Regions from separate parts of the Homo sapiens genome. Here region 2 is linked to region 1. Evidence: chromatin contacts called from ENCODE Hi-C data. All regions are on one chromosome and are shown on one strand. Each heading gives the region's core, a stretch centred on a gene start or an enhancer-like site at or near the end of the contact. The rest is flanking DNA. Distances are from core to core; before and after follow the strand shown. Region 1 holds the start of DPH6-DT (DPH6 divergent transcript). Region 2 overlaps LINC01852 (long intergenic non-protein coding RNA 1852).

Evidence for each region. A loop is a pair of places that touch in the nucleus more often than their neighbours do. Pooled maps may share reads with other maps.
Region 2: a loop to region 1 is called in a pooled map, with 5 times the contacts of the local background. The contact joins the enhancer-like site here to the promoter of DPH6-DT in region 1. A Hi-C loop is called at or near these places in 2 of 50 pooled maps.

Annotation. Positions count from the first base shown.
Region 1 is chr15:35,544,476-35,547,752 of GRCh38, reverse strand. DPH6-DT (DPH6 divergent transcript) reads right to left here and starts at 1,558. Exons shown (of 3, transcript NR_038251.1): 1 at 1,280-1,558. DPH6 (diphthamine biosynthesis 6) reads left to right here and starts at 1,588. Exons shown (of 9, transcript NM_080650.4): 1 at 1,588-1,634. The coding sequence starts at 1,612. RefSeq lists silencers at 1,116-1,165, 1,466-1,605 and an enhancer at 1,653-2,587.
Region 2 is chr15:38,068,109-38,071,385 of GRCh38, reverse strand. It overlaps LINC01852 (long intergenic non-protein coding RNA 1852), which reads left to right. Exons shown (of 3, transcript NR_147201.1): 3 at 1,446-2,574. Among named protein-coding and RNA genes, the nearest start is that of LINC01852, 3.2 kb to the left of the region's middle. Within about 2 kb of position 1,730, at least 18 of the 41 ENCODE cell types and tissues checked have a DNase peak (open chromatin) inside an H3K27ac peak, as active enhancers do.

The DNA.
Region 1 (3,277 bases), core at 309-2,808:
CTGCAAACTTCTTAAATACTTGACTCATTTGGTAAATATTCATAACTGCAAAATCTTAAAGCTGTATGATTCTAGACGCTAAAACTGATATGTAGACTGTCACTGCTCTAGTCACCCCTACTATTAGAGTTGAGAATGTCAAAATAAAATTGAATGCTTACTATGTACCTGGCATAATTTTAAGTTCCCTACATATATTAACTTACTTAATTCATGCCTTTGGCATCATCCCTCATGACTTTCTTTCTCTTGTATCCCATATCGAATTTGATTCTATTGGCTCTATCTTCAAAATAGAGCTGGAATCCTCTTACTTCTCACCAAATTCACCATGTTGATTCTAGGCTCCGCCATCTCTCTACTGGAACACTGTAACAGCTTCCTAATAGGTGGATTCTCAACACTGCAATCCTTTTAAAATTTTAAGTCACACCCTTCAAAAGTCTGCAATTACCTACAAGACCCTATATAATCCTTCCCCTCCATCACCTTAACCTGCTCTCCACTACTCTCTGCTTTGCTCAATCTGCTCCAGCAACACGGATCTGCCTTAATCTTCCACAAACACACAACGCACCTAGAGCCTTCGATTTTTTTTTCTTGTCTGGAGCACACCCCAATCATACACATAGCGAACTCTCCTTATTTAAATTGGCTCAACTCTCATCTTACCAATAAGGCCTACATAGACACGATTTAATTCTGCAATTTGCCTCTCCACCTCTCTCCTGACTCTCCCCCACCGCACCCCGCCCCTTTCCAATAGCACTTTTCACTCTTCAACAGACTATTTACCTTTAAGATATGTATTGTCTGTTCTCTCCATCCCCATTTAAGCTCTATGCCCGGAATGCCGGGTTTTTGTTTTATTTACGGTTGTATCCACAGAGTCTAAAACAGTGCCTGGTACACGAAAGGCACTCAATACATACTTGGCAAATAAACTTAGAAGCTAGATTTTCTTTCTGCAAGGCCATTGCTCTTTGGTGAAGAGCCTGGCCTGGCCTTGTCAAATACACAAGCTTGACCAAGAGCCAAAGCCACAGAGGGCCTAGAGGTGGGGGGGGCTAGCCCCAGATTTAAAAATTACCACAGCCCCTGGGGATCTGAGTTTCACATCTGGACACACAGGTTTGGAGGACAGAGGAGATGTAAGTTAAAAAGCAGAAGTGTACAGTTGTTTCTGTTCTGTGGGGTGAGGAAGGACAAATTTCTTCTGCGCTTGCACGTCCGCAACTGTGTCAATTTGCAGCAATTGGGACGCTAAATCCCCTCTTACCAAAACAAATCCTGCGCCACTGGGCTTGGGCTCTGCAACGCGGACCTTGCCCTTCCCCCGGCAGCTTCAGTGCCCTCACTTAGGTGGTTAGGCCGTGCCTAAACCTCATTCTTTCCTGGGCCGAGATGTCCCTGCCACAGGGTCAAGGTGCCAAGGTGCCGCACCCTCCGCGCTCAGGTGTCCCGCAGGCAGCCGCGGGGCTCGCAGCGCCGATCCGCGGACAGGCGGCGGAGCGAACACCCGGGCGAGGCCCCGCGGTGCGTCACGCGAGCTGCGGCGCGACCTCCTGGCTCCCGCCCGCGCTCGCCGCACGCACGCGCACTGCGCCCAGCATGAGGGTCGCGGCTCTGATCAGGTAATGCGGTCCTGGAGCCGCCTCCTTCCTCCTAGGCCAGGCTCTCGTCCCTTCCAGCCGCCGCTAGCGCCGAAAGAGTGGGTGTCTCCGTCTGAGTCGCGCGTTGGGGGTTCCGCGGCTCCTCCGAGCCACAGGAAGAGGCGGAGCCTTCGCTGTTGCCGGCCCGCATGTGCCTCGGCCCCTGGCTGGCGCGCCTCCTCCCTGTCTGTCGCTCTCTGGTCTTCTAGCCCTTAAACTTGGATTCCCATTGGATTCAAGTGGGAAATTAAAAAAAGTACCGACGCCTGGGCCCCACCGCCAGAGGGATTGGTTTAATTACTTCTGTGCGACCCGGCGTCTGATTTTTTTTTTTCAAGCTCTAATGAGCCGTGAAGTTTGGAGCCACTACCTTATTCCATCAACTCAGTTAATAACCCTCGCCCTTTCCCCCTCGCTTTCTTCGTCCTCTTCTGTAGTTCCTTTGGTCAGCTGGGTCCGCCGCAGCCTGGCTTCCTCCCTAGTTGTAAGTGTTTCCGCCCATCCCAAGAAGTCCACCCCTCCCTCATCTTCACAGATGTGGATTGCTTATGGCATGTGTGTGTTTCTGCCTTTGGGCACTCAAGTACAGAGATCTCTCTTCGTGGTAGAGACCGAATTGTACTAGTCTTATGCTAGATCCAGTTGCTGTTGCTTCGGACTCTCATCATTGCTTTAGAGTGACCTTACCCTATACTCCGTATTCCAAAAGGAGTTTGATGTCTGTAGTAACCAAATCATAAATTTAAGTGTCTAAATAAGTCCTGTGACTGACAAACCAAAAACAAACCTGCTTAAATATTTCCATACTCAATCTATAAACTGAGGCAGAAGGGAACACACTAGCAACATTAAAAAGTTAGACTACTTAAATACTTGTTTCATGAGATTTTGCCCTGTAGAGTGTCTTAGATACAGTGCAACGATGTGCTTGCTTTTGTAATCCAATTGAAGATTTCATAAACGTTTTCGTTAAGTCCCTTAGGTAATTGATACTGGCTGTAAGTTTTGACCTATTAAGGACTTGATATGAGATTTCAGACCTACTGTAGTGTCTGGAATATTCCGGTTCCCTTTCCTTCAATGTCATTTTTAGGAGACTAGACCATAATGTCACAATAATTATTGTTGTTCAGTAAATGTCCTCTGTAACATAAATGATTAAGCTTTAACCATTGTGTCTTATTTTAAGAATTAAAAGTACCCCAGGAAGTGAATAATTCAAATTTACATCGCTTGCCAAAAGTTTAACGATTAAAGTAAAGCACAACAAACAAAGACTTAGAAGTATTGGAGGGGAGGAGAGAAGATTGGTAGAGTCAGTTACACTAAATAACCTGTAATGTGCATATGTTGCTTTATAATAAAAAAAGTTTGCTAAAAAAGCAATGTTGGAAAATTCTTGCTGAAGCGTAAGAGCTGTAAGGACATATGCTGTAAGTATGAATACGTAAGCATTTACCTGTATGCTTATGATACAGATGCCTATGTATTCTATATATATGCATTATATATAATTATGTATTATAAGTGAATAAGTGAAACTGGGATTCTTACATATCTTTCTAAGAAGATTATTTTCCTTTTTTAAATTTTTTTTTTATTATACTTTAAGTTCTGGGTTACAT
Region 2 (3,277 bases), core at 481-2,980, 2.5 Mb before region 1:
ATGAATCATGTTTTATATTCATAAGGAGTGTGCCTAGTCAATCACTGATTCTTTAAACACCCCAGAGAAGCAGGGCGGGAAGAGTAATGGCCATGCATGATGGACATCATTGTTTCTTATACGTTGCTCTAAATGTGTCCCCATGGTTCTTGTTATTTTGGGCCTGGTTTAGACTTCTATTTGGTTGTTTTCCTCTGAGGTCTGGAATACACGAATATGTTTTCCACTCAGAAAATCCAATACACTTTTGCATCCCAATCAGGAAGTTGATAAACATGAGATAGTAGAGTACTTGCTACCTTAAATATACCTCCACATGTCTGCAGGAAATACCATTCAAGTAATGCCTAGGTAAGCAAATGCCTGCTCCTGTCTTTTTCCCTCACTCTTACACCACACACACACACACACACACACACACACTGATCAGATGGTGAGTAATATAAAGTCTGTTTAAAGATGGGACCTCCATAATTCCTTGTTTGTGTCAGGGGCAATATGCGAAACACACGGCTGCCCACAACATTGTTTCTTGTCCTGTGGGTCCGTTTGGCTTTTTGTCTTGATGTGGGCATCAACCCTGAGAGTGGAGACTGTTTTTCAGACTGTCCCATTCGTGTCTATTTAACCAGGTGAGTACAACCCACTTAAAAATCTCACATGTGAGGTGATTCCAGGATAGAACAAAAGTTGTACAACAGTAACAGTTGTGGTTTCCCTCCCTTTACAGAACTAGTGAGTTTTCATCAAATCATTGGGTATTTCTGTTTCTTTCTGATTTACAATATGCTTTTGTAGAGCACCTTTATCCTCATTTCAGATTGGTCATTACTAGGCAGTGACTTGAGTCGATCTACCTGACACTAGCAAATAATCAATGATTCAGAAGGGATTAGTGAAAGCAAGGATCAAAGGTTCTTGTCTGATTACCTCCATAAAGTCAAAAATCTCAAGTGATCATGTTTTATAAATTTTGATTAACTTGTTTTTTTAAAAAGACTATACCTATTTATCTGGAAATACAATTCATTAGCACCTTTTATCTTAAAAACCTAGAACTCCACATGCTTGAGAATTGTGGATGAGGATGAAGTTTGCAGAGACAGGTCCCAGAAGAGAAAAAAACAAGGATGGTCATTCCGTACTGCCAATTAAGAAATAACCTCAGAGAGGTAAAGTGGCTTGTCTGTTGTCACAAACGGTGGAATTAGAGTTGGATCTCTATTCTCCTGATTTCCAAGACTGTCCTCAAGGCCTCTAGTGCTTTAATGCCAAGGAAGCCTGCTATTTAGATAGAGACCAGACTCTGCATCCCAAGGGACATAAGAAAGCTGCCTCGTCTGATTTGATAAGATTGAGATAGCCATATTGCATACTGCTTTTCCATTTTTGGAAGGTATACATTATTAGCTCAACTTCCCTTTTCTTCTGCCTTATTTGTCCAGAAGCCAGAAACGTGAAGAGAAGACCTCGCCTTGATTTGCCAGATGACCCCTGGCCTTTTTAGTCAAGTTCCTGGAGAAGTTAGGGTGGAGACTTATTTGTCCTGTGTTTGGGGCAATAAAAGGGGAGGGGCCGCCTCCTCCAGCCTGTTCTAAAAAGCCAAAAAGCAAGGCTATTTACTCAGACCTGGGCTACTAAGTGCTGGGGTGGCCCATGTTGACTTAAATGAGCCCTTGCAGTTAGGTGGGGCTCTCTGGAGCTGTTAGTCATGTGAGGTTGCCAGGGCAACTTAATGTCTTATGAGTTGGAATGCTTCAAGAAGTACAAAGAGGAGACTGCAAGAGTGCATTACAACTTACAGTCATATGTTCAATAACATGTCATCTTTCCTAATGGGGCTTTTATTTTTATTTTATTTTGTGGGATTGAAAGATCAGAAGCCGGAAATTATCTGGAGAGGATAAAGAAAAGGAAAAATTAAAGGAGGGGGCTATTTCTGTTCCTTATGTGGGCAGCGATTAAACAAGGAGAACATCTGGTCCTGGAGCGGGTCTCTGCAGCACTGCTTTTAATTACCCCGTCATTTGGTCTCATGCTAAATTAGTGACTGTGGGAGCAGCTTAGATCTCCAAACTGACAGCCCCGAAGAGCTCAACTCAGCCTGCCACATAGTCAGAGGGGAAACACGGAGCTTCCGGTTTCATATTTAAACCAGGGATTGACTCATAATTGTAGCTGTCAGGAGGGTGATGGAGACATTATGTAATCTGGTTCTTATGGCGATGTGTGTTTAAGGTTTCTGCTCTGTAAATTCCAGAGGAAATTTTGTGTCCATTGAGGGAGAGCTTGCTGGCTGCTCTGTGGTGTGCCCTGCAGGGTAATTACAGTGCTATTAAAGGTTCCTAAATCTGCCTGAATCCAAACATGAATGAATTTCCCCCTGAAAGGCCCTCCTGTTTTTCCATAGACTTTTAAATGTGGATGAGGTTAGGCGAAATCTGGCAAACTGCAAAGAGGCAGTATGCTGGCCCAATAGGGAAATGTAATAATGGCAAGCCATTCAGGTCCACAACTATTTTTTTTCTGGACCACATAGCTTCCCTTACTATTTCCCATCATTTCCAGTCTCAGAGATTCTGAAAGCGGACACCAGTTGCTTCTGGAAACAAAGGATGAAGCTGTGGATCATTAGTTCCATTTTCATGCTGCTTGTTACTTGCCTCTCAGAGGTTTCAGCACCTCTGTGGACTGGTGTAAGTTTGCAGGGCAGCCAGGGAAGGCTTGAGGCAGATCCAGTGTTTGCTGCCATCAAAAAAAAAAAAAAAAAAGAAAAAAAAAAAAAGAAAAAGAAAGTCAGATGAGGCTGTTTAATTTTAAACTAAAAAGAATGTGCTTTTAACTATTTTGCTTCAGGGAGACTTGTGGTATGATGTGATTGTTCTCTGTACCCAAGTAATATAAGTTTTGGCTGCATGATAAGAAGGATTCATTCATAGAGAATAGTGCTGATATTAGAAGAATAACAGTAAAGACAAAATAGAATTTTAAAGGGTGAATGGGAGTTATGGTGGTGGAGTGATGAGGACTGAAACCCTCAGACACCCCCTGATTGCTGATCTGGCTGACCCAGAGTTCTTGCATCTGTTTCTGTACTTTTCCTCTCTTTCTTAAAAAATCCCCAGTCCACCAGTACTTGGAGTGCTATACTTGGCCTTTTCATGACATCGCAGAAGACAATGGAATATAAAAAGTAGTTTTAGTCAAAATTAATAGCTACATGTGTAAAAATATGTCATCAAAATGCTGGCTATCATAGTCATCATCAATCAATCAA